4 separate regions of the Homo sapiens genome follow, and regions 2, 3 and 4 are each linked to region 1. A link is a contact called in ENCODE Hi-C or POLR2A ChIA-PET data. All regions are on one chromosome and are shown on one strand. The core of a region is the stretch at or near the end of the contact, and the rest is flanking DNA. Distances in the headings are between cores, read along the strand shown. Region 1 holds the start of BCAS3 (BCAS3 microtubule associated cell migration factor). Region 2 holds the start of SEPTIN4-AS1 (SEPTIN4 antisense RNA 1). Region 3 holds the start of TANC2 (tetratricopeptide repeat, ankyrin repeat and coiled-coil containing 2). Region 4 holds the start of MAP3K3 (mitogen-activated protein kinase kinase kinase 3).

Region 1 (6,775 bases), core at 3,721-6,220:
CGGGAGGCTGACGCAGAAGAATTGCTTGAACCCGGGACACGGAGGTTGCAGTGAACCGAGATTGCACCACTGCACTCCAGCTCAGACGACAGTGCAAAGACTGTCTAAATTAAAAAAAAAAAAAAAGAAAGAGAAAAAAAGAAAAAGAAAATAAAAAATACAAAAATTACCAGGAGTGGTGGTGCAGGTCTGCCGTCCCAGCTACTCAGGAGGCTGAGGTGGGAGGATCACTTGAGTCTGGGAAGTCAAGGTAGCAGTGAGCTATGATTGTGTCACTGCACTCCAGCCTGGGAGACAGACTGACACTCTGTCTCAAAAAAAAAAAAAAAAAAAAGAAAGAAAGAAAAAATGGCCAGGCGCAGTGGTGGCTCACGTCTGTAATCCCAGCACTTTGGGAGGCCGAGTCAGGCAGATCACGAGATGAGGAGTTCCAGACCAGCCTGGCCAATATGGTGAAACCAGACCAGCCTGGCCAATATGGTGAAACCCCGTCTCTACTAAAAATACAAAAATTAGCCAGGCATGGTGGTGCACACCTGTAGTCCCAGCTACTCAGGAGGCTGAGGCAAAAAGAACTGCTTTAACTCGGGAGGTGGAGGTTGCAGTGAGCCCACATCGTGCCACTGCACTCCAGCTTAGGTGACAGAGTGAGACTCTGTCTCAAAAGAAAAAAAAAAAAGAAAAAAAAACTTATTTAGTCATAAAAAGCCTATGGGGTCGGGTGCAGTGGTTCACACCTGTAATCCCAGCACTTTGGGAGGCTGAGATGGGAGAATCACTTGAGCTCCGGAGTTCAAGATCAGCCTGGGCAACATAGGGAGGCCCTGTCTCTACAGAAAAAAATTTTTTAATTAGCCAGCATGTTGGTGTGTGCCTGTAAACCCAGCTACTTAGGAGGCTGAGGTGGGAGGATCACATGAGCCGAGGAGTTGGAGGTTGCAGTGAGCTATGATTGCACTACTGCACACCAGCCTGGGTAACAGCAAAACTGCCCCCCTCTGACGCCCCTGCTAAAAAGAAAGCCTATGAGGCTCATAATATTCTTTTTTTTTTGGAGACGGAGTCTTGCTCTGTTGCCCAGGCTGGAGTGCAGTGGCGCGATCTCGGCTCACTGCAAGCTCTGCCTCCCAGGTTCTCGCCATTCTCTGCCTCAGCCTACCGAGTAGCTGGGACTACAAGCGCCAGCCACCACGCCTGGCTAATTTTTTGTATTTTTAGTAGAGATGGAGTTTCACCATTAGGATGGTTTCGATCTCCTGACCTCATGATCCGCCCTCCTCGGCCTCCCAACGTGTTGGGATTACAGGCCTGAGCCACCGCGCCCCGCCCATATTATTCCTTCTACAATTTACAAAGGATGAAACAATGAAGGCACAGAAATTTACCAAGAAATGTAAAACTCAGCTAGTGTTCATCCTATTTGTAAATGGCACCACTCAGCTGATCAAGCCCAAAACACAGAAAACATCTTTTTTTTTTTTCCTCTAACACCTTTAAGGTTTCTTGGATTTGAACATCCTTGATTCTTTCCCTTTGGGTCCGGAGTTGGTTCCTTCCGGTGGATTCGTGGTCTGACTTCAAGAACGAAGCCGAGGACCTTCTCGTTGAGTGTTATAGCTCTTAAAGGTGGCATGGACCCAAAGAATGAGCAGCAGCAAGATTTATTGTAAAGAAGGAAACAACAAAGCTTTTAGCTTTCCACAGAGTGGAAGGGGCCTGGAGCAGGTTGCCGCTGCTGGGGGGAGTGGCCAGCTTTTATTCCCTTATTGTCCCCGCCCATGTTCCGTTTCTGTCCTAGCACAGTGCCCTTTCTTCAATCTTCCCCACGATTGGCTTTTAGACTCCTGCTGATTGGTACGTTTTACAGAGCACTGATTGGTGCATTTTACAGAGCACTGATTGGTGCATTTTACAGAGTGCTGATTGGTGCATTTTACAATCCTCTTGCTAGCTACAGAGCGTTGATTGGTGCGTTTTTACAGATCACTGAATGGTGCATTTTACAATCCCCTTGCTAGCTACAGAGTGCTGATTGGTGCACCTTACAATCCCCTTGCTAGCTACAGAGTGCTGATTGGTGCGTTTTCCAATCCTAGCTACAGAGTGCTGACTGGTGTGTTTTACAATCCTCTCCTAAGACAGAAAAGTTCTCCAAGTCCCCACTCTACCCAGGAAGTCCAGCTGGCTTCACCTCTCACCTTCATCCTGTAACCGAGTCCTAACTTGTTCTGCTCACTGCATGACAGCCAAGGGGTGAAGAGTCAAGGAGTTAGAGCAAGGATAGTAACTTTATTTCTGAGAGCTAGCAAACCCGGAAAATTGCAGAATAATGTACTAAAGAACCATCTTTTTGGCTGGGCATGGTGGCTCACGCCTGTAATTCCAGCACTTTGGGAGGCCAGGGCGGGTGGAACATGAAGTCAGGAGTTCAAGACCAGCCTGGCCAAAATGGTGAAACCCCGTCACTACTAAAAATGCAAAGAATTAGCCAGGAGTGGTGGCGGGTGCCTGTAATCCCAGCTACTCAGGATGCCGAGGCAGAAGAATCGCTTTAACCCGCGAGGTGGACGTTGCAGTGAGCCAAGATTGAGACACTGCACTCCAGCCTGGTGACACAGTGAGACTCCATCTCAAAAAAAAAAAAAAGTTGGAGTCTTGCTCTGTCGCCCAGGCTGGAGTGCAGTGCCTTGATCTTGGCTCACTGCAACCTCCACCTCCCGGGTTTAAGTGATTCTCCTGTCCCAGCCTCCCGAGTAGCTGGGACTACAGGCGCACACCACCACGTCCAGCTAATTTTTGTATTTTTAGTAGAGACGGGGTTTCTCCATGTTGGTCAGTCTGGTCTTGAACTCCTGATCTCAGGTGATCCACCTATTTCGGCCTCCCAAAGTGCTGGGATGAGAGGTGTGAGCCATCACACCCAGCCTGAAGAACCATCTTAAGTTAGTACACATTTCAGGCTCTTTTTGTGTTAAGGGCAGGGGGAAGAAGAGAGGGTTTGAATCAAGGGGTGACTGATGACCGTAGACATCTGGGCGCCAGCAAGGGTTCCTCGAGGCCTGAAGCCTCTCTGTTACTGGTCAGGTCACAATACTTTCTCAAACTCTCAACATTGTTACTTGTGTGTACACCCTCCTTTTCTCCTTGGGGGTTAGTTTTGGGAAGGGACTATTATCATCCTTGCTTTAAAGTTAAACTATAAATTCCTCCCTTGGTTAGCTTAGTCTATGTGCAGAGATAAGCAAAAGCAGTTAACTTAGATATCACCGATGGGTGGGAGTGGGGAGTTTAGGAGCAAAATGGAGTTAGTCATGCTAGGCCTCCTTTTCAATGTTACAATTCCACATTATCAAGTTATTTCAATCCCACATTATCAAGTTATTTCAATATTTCCAAATATATTCTTCTTCTTCTTCTTCTTCTTTTTTTTTTTTTGAGCGAGAGTTTTGCTCTGTCGCCCAGAGGCTGGAGTGCAGTTGCACGATCTCGGCTCACTGCAACCTTCACATCTCGGATTCAAGCGATTCTCCTGCCTCAGCCTCCTGAGTAGTTGGGATTACAGGCGTGCACCATCAAAACCCGCTGATTTTTGTATTTTTAGTAGAGACAGAGTTTCACAAAGTTGGCAAGGCTGGTCTTGACCTCCTGACCTCAAGTGATCTGCCCCTCTCAGCCTCCCAAAGTGCTGGGATTACAGGTGTGAGCCACCGTGCCCGGCCTTTTCTTTCATTTCTTTTTTTAAAATTTTTTAAAATTTTATGTATGTATGTATGTATGTATGTATGTATGTATGTATGTATGTATCTATCTATCTATCTATCTATCTATCTATCTATCTATCTATCTGTCTTGAGAGGGACTCTCTGTCACCCAGGCTAAAGTGCTGGAGGGCAATGGCGTGATCTATAGGCTCACTGCAATCTCCGCCTCCTGGGTTCAAGCAATTCTTCCGCCTCAGCCTCCCCAGTAGCTAGGATTACAGGCATTGGCCACCACACCTGGCTATTTTTAGTAGAGACGGGGTTTCTTCATGTTGTCCAGGCTGTTCTAGAACTCCTGGCCTCAAGCGATCTTCCCGCCTAGGCTTCCCAAAATGTTGGGATTGCAGGCGTGAGCCACCACGCCCAGCCCACCACGCCTGTTAATAAGCTATACCCTCACGGACCTGTCATTGGCATTAAATTTGATAATACATTAGAGTATTGTATATGAAGTATACGAAGGCCTGTGCTGAGTGTTCAAGAAGTCAGTCAGTATTATTCTACTTATATTAATAAATGAACTGATGAAATGACAATGGCGAGATCTCGATCTTCAACAATAAGGGAGATGGAAACTGAAGCAAGAAGTGGTCTACAAACCTAGCTCAAATTGTTGAGATTACCGGCCGTGCCCCTTATTCAGATCAACCCCTCCTCGGCTGATCGCCGGCGCGAGCCAGCCTAGGCTCCCGGAAGGTAAACACATCGCCAAGGGCTGGGCAGAAGGCGGGTGTGGGACGGGTGAGTGGCCAGCTAAAAGTGATTGGCAGCTGCCATGTCCACGTGCTCCGAGCTTGGAACCAGCTGTCGCGAGAATTCGATGTAAACAGACCAGTCTCCCTGTCCTCCGGCTCCAACCTGAAACGCTCACGTGAGCGGGACAGGAGTCTGGATCATGTTGCTTTTCTTTTCAAAGCCACGAAGGTTCTGTCTTCCAAAAAAAATGTACATGTTCGTAATTATTCCCCAGCTGCCTGCGTTTGCAACCGAACCTGACACCTCGGCTTCACCCGAACTTACATGCTGTTGTGTTTTCCCTCCAGCCCCAGCGGATTGGACACATTCAGAAGGCGGGTCCGCCTCTTTCCTACTTGCTGGTTGGCGAAGCTGACCTCCAAGGGCGGTGCCCGGCCATAGCCGGTTTGCTTCTGGGATTGGCTAGAGGGGGTGGTTCCGCTGAGGCGTGGTAGGAAGTGGCTGCCGTCAATCACTCGGGGAGACTCCAAACAGTGAGCCTAGAGCTGGAGACTAGCGTTAACCGGCGGGGCGGCCGGTGAGAGGGCTGGCAGGGCTTTGGCTTTGGGGAGGCTTGGGGAGGACGAGGGACTGGCGGCGTGAGGGGACTGGGTCGGGCTGGCAGGAATTCGACAGGAGAGAGGTGTCGATACTGGAGGGGGAGGGGAACAGTGCAAGGGGCCGGAGGGCGGCCGGGGGCAGCGGTGGCTCCGTGTTGGAGGTTAAGTGGGCAGCGCCGTACGAGTGTCTTTCAGGAGACTGGGGCCTGAGTGGCTGGCGAGGGTCGTCCCCAGGAGACAGGGCCCTTAAAGGGCAGGGCTTGGGAGACTGTGGTTCGAGAAAGCAAGAATGGGATGAGAATGAGAGGGCTGAGGGGCTGGAGGTGCAGGTATCCTCTGAGGAGGTGGTGGCTCTGCTCCTTGGGGCAGAGGGTGTTTTGGTTGTAGGAGGTGGGGCGCACAGGTTTAGAGTTTTCACATCAGGTGTGAATGCTCCCTACTTAAAAATGGTTTTCGGTGCCTTCAAGATGAGTTCCAGGTTGTGGGCTTCCCTGAGCCCTGTAAGAGATCTTTGATATTGCTGTCAGTCCTCTTTTAACCTTAACCAAGCCGACTCCATGCTCTTAAAATCTCAGTGATTCAGAGGGTCATGAAACATTCTAGGATCAGGATTTACTGATGTGACGGGAAAGGGTAAAGGGCTGTAACAACGTATTAGTTTATGTTAGTTATTTGACTACTTGCTACTAGTCAAATAATTACTTGACTTATTTGTTATAGTAGCAGGGGGTTACGAATGTGATTTAAATTGTGATTTACTCATAGATTCCCAACAGGTTTAATTGGAAGGTAGAGTGATATCATGTCACTTGTTCCGTTTGGTCTTGAAATATTGTACCATGTGTATTTTCACTATCTCAACATAAAATTGCAGTAAATTCCCATCCCATGATCTGGTTCTCTCACCCTTGTAATTTATGTTAACAACAGACCAAGGGGTACAGCAGGAGTCTTCCTTACATTGTTTTGTGGTTCTGAGACCTGGTCCTATTAAAAAACAAAACAGGATGGGCGCGGTGGCTCAAGCCTATAATCCCAGCACTTTGGGAGGCTAAGGCGGATGGATTGCTTGAGCTCAGGAGTTCGAGACCAGCCTTGGCAACATGGTGAAACCCCGTCGCTACAAAAAAATATAAAATTTAGCTCGGCATGGTGGCGCTCGCCTGTAATCCCAGCTACTCAGGAGGCTGAGGCAGGAGAATTGCTTGAGCCTGGGAGGCGGAGATTGCCATGAGCAGAGATCGTGCCACTGAACTCCAGCCTGGGCGACAGAGCGAGACTCTATCTCAAAAATAATAATAACCCCCCAAACCCCTCATTATAATTTGAAAAAAATTAAAAACCTACTTCCTCCTTTTTTCCCTTTCTGGTGTAACAGGAATTTCTGGGAAAGTTTCCTACATTTGAGGCATTTTTGACAAGGGATCTCTAGTGAGTAATCATAAATCTTCCTCCCTACCCCCAACAACGATCCATGTTTTTCTGTTTTTTGTTTGTTTGTTTGTTCTGGAAACAGGTTTTATGAATGAAGCTATGGCTACAGATTCCCCAAGAAGACCCAGTCGTTGTACTGGTGGAGTTGTGGTTCGCCCCCAGGCTGTCACGTAAGCACATTTCAGATAAACCCAATAGCTGAAGAAAAGATTACTCAGAATACTAACATTTAGGTTTTCTTTATGAACAGTGGTTACTTTTGTAAAAATCTTTTAACTGTTGGCT
Region 2 (5,904 bases), core at 2,904-5,403, 2.2 Mb before region 1:
AAAAAGAGGAGCTATCTGTTGGTGGGGGCCAAAACCAGCAGGCTTTCTGAGAAGAGACTGAACCAATAGTGCACACACCAAATCCACATGTCTATGGAAGGAAGGGAGGGAAGGAGGAAATCCTCTCATCTACTGAATTCTTTAACCTGCCCCTAAGCACAAGGGACACCTAAAAGACACCGAAGAGATACTACCAGGTTAAGGGCCTGGTCTGGGCCAGGGCCTACAGCTCTCTAGGCCTTTCCCATCTCACTGCCTCCTCCTAGCTCTTAGGAGTTAAGGGCTTCCCTGGACTTGGGGTGAGAGAAGGGCTGTTACAGTTAATGGAAAATTAATAGGATCATTGTAAACCACCTCTGGTGATATTCTGGGCACCCTGAAGATGCTATCCTGATAGATATTCAATCAGCTGTCACCTGTAGTGGCTTAACAGCAGCACCCTGGAACTAGAGAAGCCCCACAGTTTTGGTGGAGTCACTCCTGATATAGCATCCACAATATTCAAAGGACCCACCAGAAGTCCAAAGATCTTGAGATAAAGAAGGCCCAGCTTTTCAGACCAGAACACAGAGATTCTACCGGGGACCCAAGAAAAGCAAGAAGAGGGCTGTTATGAAGGGTTAATAGAACCAGTGGTGGGTAGGGAGTAGGAGGAAAGTGTGGGGCCTAGCACATGCAGAAAATGATTTCTAGAAGCTTCCAGTCCCAGTGCTGTATACTGGCTGATGTTTTGCAATCTAAAGAAACCCTAATTTATCTCCAGGGCAGATGAACATGTTTAGGAGCTGAACAGGGTAGCCTGGAGCTCAAGGTCTAGGACAGGTGGGGCAGCTTCACAGAGAAAGACACATGGATTACAGAAAACACAATGGCCTGAGGAAAGACAGGGTACTCACCATTCTACCGTGGCAAGGGTACTGGCTGCCTGCTTCTCACTGTAAGGAGACAGAGGAACATAAAAGTAAAGGACCCCATTAACATTACCATAGAATCAACAAATGACACACATCTACCCCTGACCTTCTCTACAACTCTTATTCTTCTCCCTCACAGAGACTCCAGTCTCTCCACAAGTCACCATGCCAGAGAGAGGCAATGGGAGCTACATGAGGAGAAAGCAACAAGTGATCCTGCAGGGCATGAAGTCAGCCACGAAGTTCTGAAACAGGAATGAGTGTCATCCAAGATTATTCAGCAGAATTCAGGAGTCCTGATTTCCAGACGCAGAGGGAGAACACTTCTTTCTCAGGGAGCAGAACTGCCAACTATGAAGAGACACAGGCTGCCCAACTGGGGCTCATTTTAGGCCCTGACTCTTGGGGTGAAGTGGCAGTAGTTGAAGGAGCATGAATCCACAGGAATGTTTTGCCAGTCTCTGAGTCTGGGAGTAGTACCCACCTGACCTGTTTACTGGGGGCAGAGTCCAGAGTGGGACAAGAGGGAGGGGACCACAACCTGTGATCAGAGGGCAGCAGGGCTGCACAGGTCCTCCTGAGTGTATTTGACACCAAGTGGGGTGGAGGTTATGGAGAGGAGGCCACACAACAGGGACAGAATCAGGCCAATCCAGGCCTTGGAGTCAGCATCTGTCCAATGAGCCCAAGTAACAGGGATTTCAGGATAGGGCCTCCTAGGCTCACTTAGGGAGCCAGGCCTAGGTTTCACTGACACTTTCCTTCATGCCTGCTTTCCTCAGGCAGTGCAGCAGAGCCCTGCGGGAGGCTGCGGGGATAAAAGCCTCCATCTGTGGTACTGCCCACCTCCCTGTTCACAGTATCCTCTTCCCTAGGCCATTCTCCCTCATGGGGGAACCGGCAAGAGGCAAGCCAGAGGTGCTGCCTCACCGCCCACTGGCAGCAGCCCCAGGGAAGGAAGGGAGGGAAGGAGGGACAAGGATCAGGCCTGGGAGGCCCAGGGTTTTCAGACCTAGGGGATCTGGTCCCAGGGGGCGGGCCAGGTTGGCAGGGGAGCCCAGGTGCCCAGGTTCTAGGGGCGGAGCCTAAAGACTGGGAGGCGGAGCCCCAAATGACAGAAGGCGGGACTCAGGAAAGCCGGTGGGGGCCAGGGCGGAGCCGGGCAAGACGCGGTCGTTGCGGTTCCCAGGCTTGCAGTGCAGGGGGCACGGTGACTCACCCAGGCGGCGTCCGCCCGACCCTCTGAGGCCGCGCTCTTGCCACTTCCGTCTCCCGCAGCTGCTGAGGCCGCGCAGTCCCGACCCCACCACAGTGCCCCTCTCCTGAACCAATCATATCTCTAGCCTGTACCCGCCCTGGCCAATGGCCACGCCAAGTCCCGCCCTGCCCCCATCACGCAGCCACCGCCCTCACTCTCGACCCCACTCATTGGTCGAGTCGGGCAAACGCCCTCCCAGCCTTTAGCCAATCGGATGCCTAAAGACGAGACTATACCTGGAGGAAGGAGGCGCGGCGCCGGAGGGGAGACGCGACCAATGGGAAATCACAGCGCGTCCTTGCGGCAGCCAATAGGAGAGCAGTAAAGAGGGGGCTGCTGGCCACTGCTCTGGGGACCGGAAGTGGAGGCGGCTCGTCGCCTACTGGTAGCGCAATTAGAGGCGGGCATTGTAGGTTACATGCCTAAAGCCACTTCCGGTGATGGCCCCGCCCAGGAGGTACTTCTGAAACAGGTCCCCAGTGGCACCTCAGTTTATCCATTCCCGTTTTGGTTTCGCAGCTGTCATCCGGTCCCAACGCCAGAATAGGAGAAAAACCTGCAGGCTAAGAGAGAAGGGAGGGCTGGGCCTGAGGTTCAGTCTTGGTCATCTCCGACTGGCGGCGCTAGGATTTCCCCCTTCCTGTGTCTTGATGGGTTCCTCCAACACTCACTTTGTATCGATAAACGACCCTGCAGTTCTTCACGACCTGCATTGCGCTGGCAGTCCTGAGTGAAGAACTCTCCTCTCATCCCAGAGATGGGAAACCTGGATCTGAGACTGCCAGCTAGCTGCGGCCTCCTAGTCTGTAAAGCGAAGGGAGACCAGGACGCTCCCAAGGACCCGGCTTATCGCCCCTCCCTTTCCTTCCCGGGGACCCAGAACAGACCACAAGACGGAGGGTGGCCGCTGGAGGTCGCCGTGGCCCCGCGATACCACCAACCGACAGAAATGGAGAACAGTTGATTCAGATTCAGCTGATATTCTCAGGTCTGGAGCGGGCCTGAGCGCTTTAATTAGCCCGGGGCTAATGTCCTCACCCATCTTTGTTTATAGAACGTTGAAACTCCAGTACTGTTGGTAAGTTCCAGGAAGACAGGAACTTTGCACTACTTGAACTCCAGGGTCTAGAACAGCCTGCAATCTAGCAGATGCTGTAAATTTTTTAATTAAATACTGAACTCCTGTAGGACGGTGATTGTGTTTTTATTCATTCCCAGCACTTACTATAGTGTTTGGTGATTACAATGGCTGCAGCATTTGTTCAAAGCTCTATCACAGGCTTTCTACAGTGTAGAGCTTAACCTGCCTATCCCTTTTCCCAGATCAGGGGAAACAGAAAGTCAGGAGGTTGCACGCAGTTAATACCTTGTGTTTTCCCAAGGGCAGGTATCAAATACAAAACTGCGTCCGCCGCAGCTGGAATACGCACAGGCATCAAAATGGGGCCTTTTGGGCCGGGCGCGGTGGCTCATGCCTGTAATCCCAGCACCTTGGGGGGCCGAGGCGGGCGGATCTCAAGGTCAGGAGATCGAGGTCATCCTGGCTAACACGGTGAAACCCCGTCTCTACTAAAAATACAAAAAATTAGTCGGGCGTGGTGGCGGGCGCCTGTAGTCCCAGCTACGGAGTCTTGTAGTCCCAGCTACGGAGCTTGCAGTGAGCCGAGATAGCGCCGTTGCACTCCAGCCTGGGCGACAGAGCGAGACTCCGCCTCAAAAAAAAAAAGGGCAGGGGGGACTTTTGGACAGTCCTTTAATATTGGGGAAGTGCCCCAAATTTCTTTTTCTTTTTATTTTTCTTTTTTTTTTTTGAGACGGAGTCTCGCCCTGTCACCCAGGCTGGAGTGCAGTGGCGCCATCTCAGCTCACTTCAAGCTCCGCCTCCCGGGTTCAGCCATTCTCCTGCCTCAGCCTCCCGAGTAGCTGGGACTACAGGCGCCCGCCACCACGCCCGGCTATTTTGTATTTTTAGTAGAGACAGGGTTTCACTTTCTCCTTAGCCAGGAGAAGTGCCCCAAATTTCTAATCCCTTAAGCCAGGACCTTGGTAGCCCTGAGGTGTGATGGGAGACTCTGGACAGAACCACCTGTTGACCTATCCAGGACCCAAATATGCACCACAGGTAGGAATCTTTTTATTACCAAAGGTACTGTATGTGTGAAAGATGGAGAGAGACCCAGACCCCAGATAACAGAGGCATGATAGATATGATCGTCAAGATGGAGAAGCCAGGCTGGATTCTAAGCAGGGACTTAGAAGGGGAAAGGAAGTGGAAAGTTTTCCCCACTCTCCCTTCCCTACTAAAAGCCAGAAACCAACATCTTCTACCATTAGCCTTTCAAAACTGGGTCCCAGGATCTTGATCTCCAGGTCATAAAAATACACACAGGGACACCAGAAGCCACCTACAGATTTATTAAACTTTATTTCCTCTGAGTCTCTGGGCAGTCAGCAGGGATGTAAGGCGAAGTGGCAGTAGCTGAAGGGGCCTGAGCAGAGCTGGTGCTGGGAGGGGCCGGCATGGACAGGAAGAAGAGGAGGAGATTTAAATATCCAGGGCTGAAAGCCAGTTAATAGTTCTCCTTCATCTGTTTTTGTATTTTGTGTAGCATCTCCTGCATCCGCCGCAGCTGGAATAGGCACAGGCATCAAAATGGGGACTTTTGGAGAGTCCTTTAGTATTGGGAAAGTGCCCCAAATTTCTAATCCCTTAAGCCAGAACCTTGGTAGCCGTGAGGTGTGATGGAGACTCTGGACAGAACCACCTATTGACCTATCCAGGACCCAAATATGCACCAGAGCCAGGGATCTTTCTATTACCAAACAAAGAGATACCAACGTTGGTGATCAAACAGGAGACCTCCCCTATACCCCATACTGCTCTCACCTCCTCATCTTTCTCTCGGATAAGCTTCTCAGTTTCTGGATCTGTCCCTGGTGGGACAGCAGGGATGGGGAAGTCGGTACCACTTTCCCGAGTCAGTTTGCTAAAGGGAGAAAAGGGTTGATAAGGCGAGGAGGACCCCAGCACCCGCTTAGATTGAGCCCAGGGCCTATAGAAGAACAAAAGTAGGGCTTGGTCTCACCCAAGGCTAGGCTTGGGATCTCCCCCTGCCAGCTTTGTCCTGGCTTCTGGTCATACTTGCGATTCCGTTCCTTCACCACCAGGCGGGTCATGCTCTGGATGCACTGTGCCCGGTAGTTCTCATAATGTGTCTCCCGTGTCACATCCTTCAGGTCCTGCATGTGGGTACGTACCAGCATTGTCCTCAGCTTCACAAAGTCGCAGTGCCCTGGGTTTTCCACTGCATAGCAAGGCTAGGGGTCAGCCAGAGGCATAGGTAGGGGAGAGCCACTGAGGGCAAGGAGATACCCTGGTCACAGGCTCAGTGCTTTACCTTCCACGATGCCCCAGGGGTAGAGTCGACCCCGAACTCGCCGCCCTCTGGCCTCTACTACAGTGTTGCTGCCAATTACTGCAAATGGGATGCTTTCCTGGAAGAGGTTAGGGGTGCCTGTCAGCACCCTCTGTTCTCACCTCTTTCTTTCCACCTGTATCGTCATCTTCTCTGCTTCATTCTAGGAAGCCAGGGTCCTTTCCCACCCTGATAGCCTGAATATAGAATTCTACTCCCTTTTTCTACCCGGAAGAAATAAGATAGGAATGGGATGCCCTAGAGTGGCCCCACCTTTAGGGCTTGGTCCTGCAATTTGAAGTCCTCATCCTCATCA
Region 3 (6,288 bases), core at 1,043-3,542, 2.3 Mb after region 1:
GTAATCCCAGCTACTTGGGAAGGAGGCTGAGGCACAAAAATCGCTTGAACTCGGGAGGCGGAGGTTGCAGTGAGCCGAGATGGCACCACTGCACTCCAGCCTGGGTGACAGGTCGAGACTCTATCTCAAAAAAAAAGAACAACAACAACAACAAAAAGCCCCCATTTTTTTATTATGTGATTATGTGGAGATTTGCATAACCATAAAATTGCCAGATTTAGTGCTTGTAAAATTGTGTCAATTCCATATGGCAGAGTTAAATCTATCTGTATTTCATGATGCTCCACGTTGAGCACCATAATTTCTAGAGACTGCCACCTGAACTAGTTTGAAAACCAACATTACACCCCTGACTGCCTTTTGTTATTTCTCAGAGAAGGAATGTTATTAGCCTCAGTGGAACTCGCAGGGAAAGGCTTAGATAGAAAGTAATCTTAAAAAAAAAAAAAAAAAAGACCGAAGGAGAATTAAATAGGGTAAATTCAAGTGTAAGAAGGATAACATAATAGCTCCTGTTTCCTGAGTCCTTATTGTGTAACAGGATTTGTGCTAAGTATTTTCCAAAATTTTGTTTCATCTTTACATCCATCTGTGAGGTAAGTATTAATATCACCCACGTTAGACAGATGAAGAAAGGAAGGTCCGGAGACCTGTTCAAGGTCACACAGCAGGTAAGTGTTGGGTGACACTGAGATTCAAACTGAGGTTTTCCGACTGCAGTGATGATGACATTGTAATGCTTCTTTGTGTGTATGTGATTTTAAAAAACTGACATGAAGTGCACAGATCTTTTTGCATATGTATACACCCGGGTAACCATTAAGATATTGAATATTTCCAGCAAACCAGAAGGCTCTCTCCTGTCCCCTCTCAATCAATTCCCCTGTAAGTAATCACTACCTTGCCTCTAATACCATAGGTAGATGGGTTTTCATTAGATTAATCTAACTTTCTGGAGTTAACACCAAAAGATTCCATATGTCAGCCCTTCACCTTGCCATGTTAGCTGTATTATTCAAAGCTGCTCTAGCTCTGACTTTGCAAGCATTCACTGTAAAGAAGAGCTGTTGGATGGACATGTTCATATCCAGTTTCTTGTATTGTTCTGAAATTAATACTAATTTTTGAAAATCGAAGAAACTCCTGGATGAAGTGCTACAGGATGGGGCAGATTAAAGTGCTGTTATCAAACAAACCTCTCTACCTTGGAAGCGCCACAGACAGAGCTTCCTTGATTGATGTAATTTGGCGCATCTATTTCCAATCATGTCATCTGATTAAGAAGTTGGATGACCACGAAAGGTCATCTCAGTTTATGGAAGGGAAGGCGAGCCGGGCAGAGTTGGTAACGGTGATTGCTTCGCATCATCTTGCAGCACGCGATGATGTTTATGTCCCAAATACCTCCCACAGCCGACTTGCTGTTTTATGATAGGAGGGAAACAGTAGAGGGGAAGAAGATCTAGGTGGAGGGTGAAATATGACCTAACATCGTTCGACGAGGTATTAATGTGGTGGCTTTCCCGCCCTTGTCGACCAGCTCTTAAAACCACGCTACTTCTTAGTCAACCTGGCAGTGACAGAAGCAGCGCCACGACTTTACCTCAGGTTTGCAAGCTGTGGTTGGTGAATTTTCAGCCATTATTCTAAATAACAGTCTCGGTCTCCCCACAAACCCCACTGTTGTTTTGTTTTTCTTTCTCATTCTGATTCTCCCCACAGCCAACCGTGGCCTTTTGAAGTCGTCTACAAACTACCACTGAGAATCCGGGAAAGAATAACTGACACTTGTAGGCTTCGAGGACTCTCAGAGTGATATGTGCCTGAGGTGACCGAAGTGGGGGAGATCTAGGAGAGCATTCCGGTCATCAAAGCAGGAGGACAGGCCCTGAAATGGGCGCACGTGACAGCAGCAGCCACCTCGAGAGTGACATCACCCCTGAGGGCGGAGCCCAACTATGTAGGGCCTTGTCAGTTACCGAGCGTCCTCCCTGCTGCCCCTCCAAATGCCACCCACAAGTCCGAGCCCCCCGGGGATACGAGAAATGCCAGGACATCCCAGAGCGCCAGAGCCAGGGCCCCGTCTCTCCGCGCGGAGGAGGGCTGCGTCCCCACTCCCTCTTCCAGCCGTTCCCCACCCCCAAACTGTGGAAGGGGCGGGGGCGCGCGCGCTCCACCACGCACGCGCCCCCACGCACGCGCGCTCCCTCCGCGCTCGCGCCCCTCCCCACCCCAGCCCGGAGGGGGCGGGGCTGCGGGCGGCCTCAGAGGGTGCGACGCCCCCAGCGCGGCGGCGGCGCTAGCGAGCGGCCGGCGGGGCGCGGGTTGCTGGGCGCGCTGCTCCGGCGGGGCCCGCTGGCACAGCCGCCTCGCGCGAGCCGCCCGCCCGGCGGGGGAAGCTGCGAGCGCTCCGAGCGCCCGGCCTAGGGCCGCTGGCGCTGCCCTCCCGCCGCCACCGCCCTCCGCGCCTCCTTCGGGCGGCCCCGCCCCCATTCCCATCCCCCTCGCGCTCACCTCCCGGCTGTGCCGCGCGCTAGGCGGAGCGAGGCGCCCGCCGCCGCCGAGCCGAGCCGAGGGGCGAGAGCTGGCCCCCGAGCCGCCGCTGACAGGAGCACCGCCGCGGGCTGCGCTCGCCGGCTGCGAGGCCCCGCCGCGCCGTTCCGGGGTGCAGACTCGCCGCGGGGCGTTGGAGGACTGCGAGGTGCTCCGGGAATCGCGGGCGGCGCCGGCGGGCGGCGCGGTCCTCACAGGAGACCCCGGGGACTGGGGCTTGACCCGGAGGTGCAGAGAGCCCCTCAGAGCGGCAGGTAAGGGGCCCGGGGAGCAGGGCGAGGAAAGGTCGCTTCAGTGACAGGGTCGTTCGCCTCCACAGCCTCGGCTCCGGGGAGAGGGGCGGGGGCGAGCGGGGAGACGGCGAAATGGGCAGCGAAGTGCCTCGGTGTCCAAGGCGTGGGGAAGGCTGGCTCCGAATATGACACCAAGGCGGGCTTCAGAGGCGTGTGGGGTCGCCACTTGGCTGTCACCGAAGATGTCATGGAATTTGGTACCTAGAGCGTCTCTGGATGACGGGGACCAAGGATAAGATGCGAGGCGGATTGCTAAACGTGGCAGGGAATGTGGTGCAGAACGAGTTGCAAAATGTGCCCCCAGAATGCAGCATAAAAGTAGTTGCGAAATGTGCCAGGTAAGGCACAGGATGGGCTGGCCTCTGTGGCGTTGAAATTCATGGTCGAAGTGTTATTAGCGATATTAATAATTCCTCTGGGAAAGGAGGTGTAGCATAATAAAAGATTAATAAGGCTCATTGCTAGATATTTTGCCATAGGAAATCGGGAGGAGCTATGATAAGCTATTTTTTTTGAGGTAGAGAAAGTAACCACGTGAAAGAAAAAAAGCAAATTGTGTCTGGCTGTGAGATTGGAAAGAAAAAATAGGGCTAAAATAATTCCAGGTTTTGCCATCAGCGTGTAGAGCATTGGTACAATTGTATCCAGTCTTCATTTCCAGGTGTGGAATGTTTAGAATGGTCTTCACAAAACATAAACAATGATAATTAACATTAGGAAGAAGATTTGGTGTTTCGGGTGTCTTTCACTCTCTTCTCTGCTCCTCTCCAGGAAAAGAAACAAACAAAACCCCAAACGTCTTGACCATAATTATGAGTTAAAGATCATTAGGCAAAGGGAAGTATTTTTCGTATGTGCCCTTTTCCTGATTTTTACACAGGTGAAAATATCTGTAATGAGGAAAACAAAGCAGTGTGGTGAACAAAAGGGATAGATTTTCAGGCATTTTGAGGGGTTGGAGCCAGTATCTATCACAATGGTTAATTATAGAGAACGGCAGTACTAAAATATTCTTGTATGTTCTTGGTGTTGGGATGGTGAAATAAAAAAAAAAAAGAATACAGTAAATTGGCATAAAAAGCAACAACATGGATACTGTCAGTGGAGTGCTTCTTGCAGCATTTCCCAGGTAGATCCTCTTAGGGATGTGAGCACGAAATAAAACGTTAAACATTCTCTTTCTCCCTCTCTCTTGCTCCCCTCTGTATCTAGATATTTATTTATGTCTCTATATAGATATATGTGCATGTATATTATACATACATAAGAAATTACCAACATGCTGCAAAACATTGTGACTTCCATTTAAGAACATCTGTTTCGAGAGGATTGTCAGAACATAGCTGGAATTTCAGAAGTAACAAAAGACAACTCCATGATCTATTTAATGTAACTTATATGTATACATACAATGAGTGTGAATATACTATATAACAAAAGCAGAAATATGGAAATGTGTTCGTTAGAATGTACTTAATTATTGATGAGATTTTAATGTTTTATGTTATAATTCTTGTAAAGAAATTAAATTACATGTGTGAATGCTGTTCTCATTATAGTAATTTGCCAGATAATCTGAAAATTCATACTGATTGGCTTTCCCTTAGATCCAAATTCAGCCATTGAGGGATCATTTGCTTCAAAGACAAAAATAGATTTTCCTTGGTGATTGATTTTGGGTTTTAGTCTTTTCTGTAGATATGTCCCTTACCTTGAGAAGCTGTTGGGGCTGAAGAACAGAGGAAAGGGCCAGAGGAGAATAAAGAGAATTCTGTTGGGTCTTCCTGTTTTGTTCTGACTGTAAGCCATATGTACTGCCACCCCCTACTGTCTGTAGGAAGAGGTGTTACAGAGCCCGATTCTTTTCTTGTTATCACTGCCCCCTTGTGTAAGGGAAGAAATTGATAGTTGCGCTCGGGGAACCAGTCCTCTCAGATTGTTCTTGATAGAGTATTATGTAGATCTGTGAATCACCTATTTTCTTCAGAGTTGAAGGGCTTTAAACTTACTGTTAATCAGGCCTCAGATTTGGTGTCTATTTTAAATATAGGTAGCATTTGATGTTAGGAATTCAGATTGCTTAAGAATGTTTTTGGTACTTTCAGGAAGAGGGTGCAATACAATTACTACTACATTCTTCCCTTATTGTATGCAGGGGATTGGTTCCAGGACCCCCACATATGCCAAAATCCTTGCATGCTCAAATCCCGCAGTTGGTGTATGGAACCATGTATAGGGAAAAGTCGGCCCTCAATATACTCGGTTTTTGCATCCCATGAATACTGTATTGCTTGAAAAAAATCTGCATAGGAGTAGACCAGCACAGTTTAAGCCCATGTTGTTCAAGGGCCAGCTGTACTAGTAGTAACAGCTCACATTTATGTAGCACCTATTCTTTGCCAGTCCCGTTGTACGTTGTTTTAATCAGTTCCAACACCCTATGAGGTATGTGTTGTTATTTCTGTTTTACAGATGAGAATCTGAAACACAGAGAGGTTAAATAACTTGCCCAATACTATATAGCTGAGAAGTAGAAGAGCTAAGTTTCCATTTAGGAATGCTAGCTCCAGAACCTGTGCTCCTCATCAATATGCTATATTGCCCTCTCACTCAAGGTAGTATTGGCAAGGCATAATTAAAATGCATGTGCCCATCATAAAGCAAGTACAATAGATGTGGATAAACCTGGACAACTCACATAGATGTTAAGTCTGCATATATACAAAAGATACAGTTATTTGCAGTGTGAACATTTCTCTTTAGGAATTTGTTTTTTAACTTATTTCTGGGATTATGCGTAGAGGAGTATTAGTACTTTTTATGTGGTTAAGGAAATATTTGTGATGGTGGTTGGTTTGAAGGGAACTTCAGAGGTAAAAAGTTAATTTCAAGTAGTTTAATATAGTGTGTGTGTGTGTGTGTGTATATAAATACACATTCATACACACACACACAGCCTTTTTAAGAGCACCAGTAAACCTTTACTGCTTATTTTCTGTAGGGAAATTAAGGATAAATTACAATATTTTTCTTCCTACTCATATTTTTATGACCTCTTTTTCATTTATATTAAAAACTACCATAATTAGCACAAATGGATTAGATGCCTATGTACATTTTACCTCTAATGTCAACAAATGTTTGTTCAGATTTTTCTCACACTTAAACATTGTTTTATAAGATATTGACCACATATGACAAAGTATTTATAAAAATGTGTAAAATATAAAGACTTCACAATGCAGCCAACACTTACATGCCTTTTACCCAGTTTAAGAAATGGAACATCATCTTTCACAATTATAATAGTTATTTTCTTCTCTTAGCCAAATTGCTTCTGCCATTCTTTTTCAACAGAAACCTTTCCTTATTGTGCTGCGAATTGCATATCTCATGTAACCAAACACTTCCCTTTTTATATACATTTGTTGATATGGGAATT
Region 4 (6,723 bases), core at 3,532-6,031, 2.9 Mb after region 1:
ACTATTATAGTTAAGGTGGAAATAGAAGGACGTGTGGCTGAAGAAGAAGGTATGGGTTGGGTCCTGAAGGACCTTCTTAACTACATTCACATATATGACTTATCCTAAGGGTGATGGGAAACTTTTTAGGGAGGGTATGGCAGAATCAGGTGTCCATTTCAGAAAGATCAATCTGTGATGTGAATATATGTTGAGAGGCTGTTACGCTTAAGTCATGCAGGTAAGAGATTTTGGTGGTTTGAGCTAGGGTGGTAAAATGGGATGGGAGAGGGATGGACAGATTGGAGACTTGTTCAAGACTGGCTGTGGGGGAAAGAAATGGAGAGAAAGAGCTATCTGATCATTCGAAGGTATCCAACTTGGGAAACTGGAGAGGGACAGAGAAAATACAGAACTATGGGGGAAAATGGTTTCAGTTTGGACCCAAAATTGGAGGTTCCTGTGGGACACCCATGTCTGTGGAGTTCAGAAGAAAGACATCCCTGAGCTAGAGACACAGTTGAGATTCTGGAATCCTCAGCGCATATGGTAACTGCAGTATGGGAATGTTTGAGATGGCTGGTTGAGACACCGACAGTGCAAATGAAGCCACAAAGAAGGCAGTTGTAAGAAAGGTAGAAGGTAAATCAGAAGGTTGTTTTCAGCTAAAGACTCAGGTAGATGTACTGCGGTTCTCCATGTGTGAGGCACTATTCTAAGTGCTGGTGATAGAGCAGTAAGCAGGACAAAATTCCTGCTCCTGCATACCTTATGTTTGTGGTAGTTGGAGTAGAGCAAACAAATAAATATATAATTTTAGCCACTGAGAAAAAAAAACAAGGAAAAAATATACAAATACAGAATGATGGAAGGGAGGGGTCATTTTGGATGGGGTGATAAGAAATGACTTAAAAGCAGACGTTTGAGCAGAGACTTGAATAAACTGCAGAAATGAGAACATCTTGGCTTGGTAGTTTCAAAGAATGGAAAGAAGGCCAGAGTAGCTAGAGGACAGTGATGGAGGGACAGGATGGAGGGGCCAGCTCCTATTGGGCTTGGCAGGTCATGACAAAGAATTGGGGTTTTATTCTGAGTGTGATGGGAGGGAAGCCATTGGAGGGCTGACAGTGGGCAGGGGGTAGGGTGGCGTGATCTGAATTACATTTTACAGGGATCACTCTGGTTGCTATTGGGGAATCATTTGTTGGGCTGCCACAGAGGAAACAATGGAGGCCAGATAGGAGTCTGGGGCAGTCATTCAGGAGAGTAGGTGGTGGCTTGGATAAGGGGGGTGGGATGAGAAGTGGTTGGATTCAGGTGTGTGTGTGTGTGTGTGTGTGTGTGTGTGTGTGTGTGTATTTTTATTGTATTTTTTTTGGAGACAGGGTTTCACTCTATTGCTCAGGCTGGAGTGCAGTGGCACAATCTCGGCTCACTGCAACCTCCGCCTTCTAGGTTCAAGCGATTCTCCTGCCTCAGCCTCCAAGTAGCTAGGATTACAGGCCACCACACCTGGCTAATTTTTATATTTTTAATAGAGATGGGGTTTCACCATATTGGCCAAGCTGGTTTCGAACTCCTGACCTCAGGTGATCCACCTGCCCTGGCCTCCCAAAGCGCTGGGATTACAGGTGTGAGCCACTGCGTCCGACCTGATTCAGATACATTTTGAAGTGGGAGCTGAAAAGATTTGCTGCATGTTTGGATATATGGGTGTCAGGGAGAGAGAATAATCAAGGAACACTCCTAGGTTTGTACAGAGGGTCTCTGACTTACTATGGTTCGGCTTATACCTTTTTTTTTTTTTTTTTTTTTTGAGATGGAGTTTTGCTTTTGTTGCCCAGGCTGGAGTGCAATGGCATGATCTTGGCTCACTGCAACCTCTGTCTCCCGGATTCAAGCAATTGTCCTGCCTCAGCCTCCCAAGTAGCTGGGATTACAGGTGTGCGCTACCACGCCCAGCTAATTTTTTATTTTTAGTAGAGATAGGGTTTTACCATGTTGGTCAGGCTGGTCTCGAACTCCTGACCTCAAGTGATCCACCCGCCTCAGCCTCCCAAAGTGCTGGGATTACAGGTGTGAGCCACTGTGCCCCGGCCTCAGCTTATGATTTTTGGCGTTATGATGGTTCAAAAGCAACACACAATTCAGTAGAAACTGTGCTTTGAGTACAACCATTCTGTTTTTCATTTTCAGTACAGTATTTGGTAAATTACATGAGCTATTCAAAACTTTCTTATAAAATAGGCTTTGTGTTAGATAATTTTGTCCAACTGTAGGCTAACTTAAGTGTTCGAGCACGCTTAAGATAGGCTTGGCTAAGCTATGATGTTCAGTAGGTCAGGTGTATTAAATGCATTTTCTACTTAACGATTGTTCATCTGATGGTTTATCTGGACATGGCCCCATGGTAAGTCGAGCAGCATCTGTGCTTTAGCAATTGGGAAAACAGAAAGGAGCATGGCAGCTCACACCTGTAATTCCAGCAATTTGGGAAGTTGAGGTGGGAGGATTGCTTGAGCCCAGGAGTTTGAGACCAGTTTGGGCAAAATGGTGGGACACCCCCAACTCTACAGAAAATTTTTTTTACAAAGGCTCTACTCTACCTGACAAAATCTTATTCCTTAGTATTTAATTTCTCTTCTTAGGGAGAATTTAAATTTAATTAAGTAATTTAAATTAAAATTTTTTCCTGGCAGGGGTGGATAATGAAAAAAAGGTTGAGAAACACTGGCCTAGTGCAAGAACATGGCCTTTGGGAGTCACACAGGCTTGGTATGAATCCTGGCTCCACTACTTGGACACAGTGCTTAACCTCTCTAAGCTTCACTTTCATCATTTAAATGCCCACAGTATTAGCATAATAACCTTAGAGTTATTGGAAAAATTAAATGCAATGACGTGCCTGTTATATTGATAAATACTAATTTTCTTTCCCCTTTATCCCCGCTTTCAAGAATAGAGATTATTATAGTTAAGGAACTCCAGTAAACTGGGTAGAGACCAAATCAAGTGGGAATATGGCAGGCTTAAGCTTGTTGGAAGAAAAAGAAAACAGGACAAGGGGGCTGATTAAATATACGGAGATGAGTGTAAAGAAATAAGGGAGGCTGCTTGCAGTGGCTCACGCCTGTAATCCCAGCACTTTGGGAGGCCGAGGCTGGCGGATCACCTGAGGTCTGGAGTTCGAGACCAGCCTGGACAACATGGCGAAACCCCGTCTCTACTAAAAATTCAAAAATTAGCCGGGCGTGGTGGCGCACGCCTGTTAATCCCAGCTACTTGAGAGGCTGAAGCAGGAGAATTGCTTGAACACGGGAGACGGAGGTTGCAGTGAGCCGAGATCGCGCCACTGCACTCCAGCCTGGACGACAGTGTGAGACTCCATCTCGAAAAATAAAAAAGAAAAAGAAAAGAAATAGGGGAGAGCCCAAGGTAATTCTTAAGGGATTTGACACTCAAGGCAAAGCCACCACTAAATGTTCTTAGTGGACAGTGGACAATGACATCTGAGGAAGATTATTCTGGAGCCTGACATATTACACTGGAACAGAGGCCGGAGAAAGGAGCCCACATTAATTGTGGTGGACTTGGAATCTGAAGATCTGAGTGTATAAAATGTTGAACAATGAAAAGGTTGGGGAAATTAATTATGGTGCCTTTAATTTTGAAACATCATGCAATCAGTACAATTGTTTTGGAAGGATATTTGGTGGCACGGGAAAACAGAATAAAATGTAAGCATACTACAAAACAATACAAAGCCATTTTTGTCAAACGCCTATCTAGGTAGGAAATAGATTATCTCTGGGGTGGGATCTTTTCTTTTTCATAGTTTTCTGCATTTTTCAATTTTCCTACAAAAAGCTCGTGTTGCTTTTATAAGAAAAAAGTTATTTTCTGAAAGAACCTCTGGCGGAACTCAGATTTCCAGGGACCCACATGCCAGCACTATCCCAGCCTCGGGTGTCTGAGGTACCTAGACCAGAGGGTGTGGCCCTGGAGGTGTGAGACAGGGAAAGCTGGGCTGGGCCGGCCGCCCCTGCCCGGGGCAAGAGCAGCGTCGGGACCGGAGGACCAGTCGGGGGATGGGGCCGCAGAGGTGGCCGCGCGCCGGGAAGTGCTCAGGCCAGACCCTCCCCACTCGTTACACGCCCTGTGCTGGGCACGGGGAGGAGCAGGACGCCACCCTCTGGAACCACCCAGATCGCTGGGGCCTCCGAGAACCCGGAGGGCGGAAGGCCTGAGGGCCCCCTGCAGCCGCCTACTCCTCACCCCAGCCCTAAAGTAGCCGGCGGGGAACTGCGCCAGCCCGCGCGCCCGCCGAGCCTTCGGTGACTGACGGGAGGTGGGAATGTGGGCGGAGCCTCACGCCGGAGCTGTGATTGGAACAACCAACACCTCCCAATCTCTCCCAAGAGAGGGAGACAGCACCAGAGAGGGATGCGCAGAGGCGGGGGCTTAGAGGCCTCTACGTGATTGGCTAACAGCGCAGGGAGCCGGGCGCTGTCCCGATGATTGGCAGGCGCTAGACAGCCCTCGGAAACCGCCTTGGCTTCGCCCATTGGCATCCTGTGAGAGTAGGCGGGATTGGTTCATCGTGTGGTGCTGATGATTAGCTGGCCGCTGAGAGTTAGGGTGTTGGGAGAGAGTTGGAGGGGGACGGCGGGGGCTGCCGACTTCCTTCTTGTTATTGGCTGGTGAGGTGGGTGGGGGTGGTGCGACGGCCCAGCGGCTGCCTGGGATTGGTGGGGGCCGGCGTGAGTGACAGACAGGGGGGCGAGCTGCGCGACCAGCGGTTTGTTTTTCGGAGCGTTCCTGAGGTGGAGAACGGTGGCCGGACGGAGAGACTGCGGGTCTGAGGGACTGGCGGGCGGGCGGGCCGAGCGGCGCCGCCGAGGCCGGGCTGGGCCGAGCCCAGGAGCGCCCGGGATGTAGCGGGCCACCCTGCCGATGCCACAGCGCCCGGCCGCGGGCGGAGCCGGAGCCGGAGCCTGGGGAGGCGGCGGGGGCCCAGAGCGCAGCCCGCGCCCCCCGCGCGGAGCCAGGCCCGCTGCCGTCCCCGCCGCCCGGGCCCCCGGCATGCAGCCCCGGCTGCGGAGGTGACACTCACGGACCTTAGCCACCGCCGCCGCCATCGCCACCATGGGTAAGTGTCGCCACCGCCCCGGCCTGTGCCCGCGCTGCTTCGCGACGCCCCGCCCCAGGCTGAGGGAGGAGGACCCTGGGCCACCGCCTGACAGGCATGGACAGCCCGCCCGGCCCGGGGCTGCGGACCGCCGGCCGGCCGGCCGCCCGCCCCGCTCGCGCGCCGCGGCCCGGGCGGGGGTTCTGGCTCCGCGGGGCGGCCCGGCCGGCAGAGCCCGCTCGGCAGCCCTCCTTCTGGGCGGCGCGGCGGGCGCATCCCGGGGAAGCGGCGGCGGGACCGAGGGCCCGTGCTCCGCGGGGCAGCCTGGTCCGAACGAGCCGGACCGCGAGCCCGAGGGCGGGGGAGCAAGAGCGCAGTGTGGGGCCCGGGCTGGAGGCTGCCGCAGGCCCAGCTGCTGTTGTGTCTTTTCCTTGATTTGCTTTTTTTTCCTGCCTGTGTCATTTCCTTCCCTTTGCTCACACAGGCCGGCCTGTGAGAGTTCCCGGGGCTTGCTCTCCAGCCCTGTGCGCGCCCCAGCGCAGGGGGGAGGGCGTGCGGGGCTCGGCTAGGAGGCGATTAAACTGGAGCTGTGATCAAGCGCGCGGTTGACAAATGCGTGCTGCACGCAGATTGCTGGGGGTCAGGAGTTGGTCGGATGCTGCCAGTTAGAATTCACATCCTACTTTTTGAAAAATCCCGTTGCAGGGGTTTAATCCATTATTTTTTTCTTGCGGTATCCCTGAAATTATGTAACTTTTGAAAGAAACATTTGCTACACAAAAGAATTTCTCTGAAATCACTTCCTTTTTGTCAGTATTTACAATTTCTACTGTGAAGATGTAATCTAAGGAAAGCTTTTAATGTCTTCCGCACGTAGCATTTGAGTTGAATTATATTCCATATCCTTTTTGGTAGTTTAGCAAATGACTACTGGACTAGACTAAGAAATAACATTTTAAACGTTCTTTACTTCTCCTGCCCAGACAGGTGTTGTGATACTGTTGTCACAAGTTTTGCAAAATATTTGGTATTGCCCTAAATAATAATAAAAGGGTAAACTTCAGTGAGAGGATCGTTTGCAAAACGTTCCGTTGCTTCTGTGAAGTGCCCCATGTGAAGAGGGAGCCTTAATGTTTGCCTTGCCCTATAGCAAGGTCAAGTCCTTTTTGTAGGAGGTTAACTGTACGCTATGTCAAATTCGCCAGATATTGTTTTGTGACCCATCTCTACACCCTGGCTTTGAATGAATTGCCTTGTTCTAGTTCATGCTGTCCCTCATACAGTATGAGAAGGGTTTGTTCATTTGCTGGGCTTACTGTTTCCTTCTCATGCTTTCCTTCAGAAGTGCGTGCTCTTCTGAGGGAAGGTCTGCTGTGAGAGTGGACATAAAAGGAACCCAGTAAGGCCTGGTATTTAAATATATAATTGAAGAAATGTTTATTGAATTTTTTTATAGATGAGACACAGAATTCTTGTCTACCCCAGGATTCAAACATTTATCTTGTATTATAGATTTTGAATAAATCTTCGAATTGATTTATGAGCCTGTATTGTGATAGTCTTTCTTACAAGTCTTTTTTCTTGTCCTGTGGGGGCAGCTGTTAGTCCCAAAGGAG

What was found. Hi-C counts contacts between places; a loop is a spot of excess contacts on that map. ChIA-PET counts read pairs that join two places held with the same protein, here RNA polymerase II (POLR2A). Pooled maps may share reads with other maps.
Region 2: a map of ascending aorta shows a loop between it and region 1 (23-fold over the local background). The contact joins the promoter of SEPTIN4-AS1 here to the promoter of BCAS3 in region 1. A Hi-C loop is called at or near these places in 6 of 168 maps with a recorded cell type or tissue (B cell, CD4-positive, alpha-beta T cell, ascending aorta and 2 more), 1 of 37 single-sample maps with no recorded cell type and 16 of 50 pooled maps. POLR2A ChIA-PET finds 5 or more read pairs at or near these places in 1 of 52 experiments (CD4-positive, alpha-beta memory T cell).
Region 3: a loop to region 1 is called in a map of CD4-positive, alpha-beta T cell, with 7 times the contacts of the local background. The contact joins the promoter of TANC2 here to the promoter of BCAS3 in region 1. A Hi-C loop is called at or near these places in 2 of 168 maps with a recorded cell type or tissue (CD4-positive, alpha-beta T cell and naive thymus-derived CD4-positive, alpha-beta T cell) and 5 of 50 pooled maps.
Region 4: a map with no recorded cell type shows a loop between it and region 1 (29-fold over the local background). The contact joins the promoter of MAP3K3 here to the promoter of BCAS3 in region 1. A Hi-C loop is called at or near these places in 1 of 37 single-sample maps with no recorded cell type and 9 of 50 pooled maps. POLR2A ChIA-PET finds 5 or more read pairs at or near these places in 1 of 52 experiments (endothelial cell of umbilical vein).

Annotation. Positions count from the first base shown.
Region 1 is chr17:60,672,881-60,679,655 of GRCh38, forward strand. It overlaps BCAS3 (BCAS3 microtubule associated cell migration factor), which reads left to right and starts at 4,971. Exons shown (of 24, transcript NM_017679.5): 1 at 4,971-5,034; 2 at 6,573-6,660. The coding sequence starts at 6,578. RefSeq lists a silencer at 4,351-5,104 and enhancers at 4,523-4,692, 4,863-5,012.
Region 2 is chr17:58,515,684-58,521,587 of GRCh38, forward strand. SEPTIN4-AS1 (SEPTIN4 antisense RNA 1) reads left to right here and starts at 4,154. Exons shown (of 5, transcript NR_110810.1): 1 at 4,154-4,294. It overlaps SEPTIN4 (septin 4), which reads right to left. Exons shown (of 14, transcript NM_001368771.2): 10 at 5,862-5,904; 11 at 5,571-5,667; 12 at 5,315-5,477; 13 at 5,060-5,159; 14 at 4,573-4,802. The coding sequence ends at 4,743. It also overlaps a transcript of MTMR4 not described here. RefSeq lists enhancers at 2,713-3,458, 2,806-2,905.
Region 3 is chr17:62,963,943-62,970,230 of GRCh38, forward strand. TANC2 (tetratricopeptide repeat, ankyrin repeat and coiled-coil containing 2) reads left to right here and starts at 2,293. Exons shown (of 28, transcript NM_001394998.1): 1 at 2,293-2,807. RefSeq lists a silencer at 2,180-2,369.
Region 4 is chr17:63,617,636-63,624,358 of GRCh38, forward strand. MAP3K3 (mitogen-activated protein kinase kinase kinase 3) reads left to right here and starts at 4,782. Exons shown (of 16, transcript NM_002401.5): 1 at 4,782-5,128. The coding sequence starts at 5,125. RefSeq lists silencers at 4,023-4,092, 4,703-5,092, 5,183-5,242, 5,483-5,532.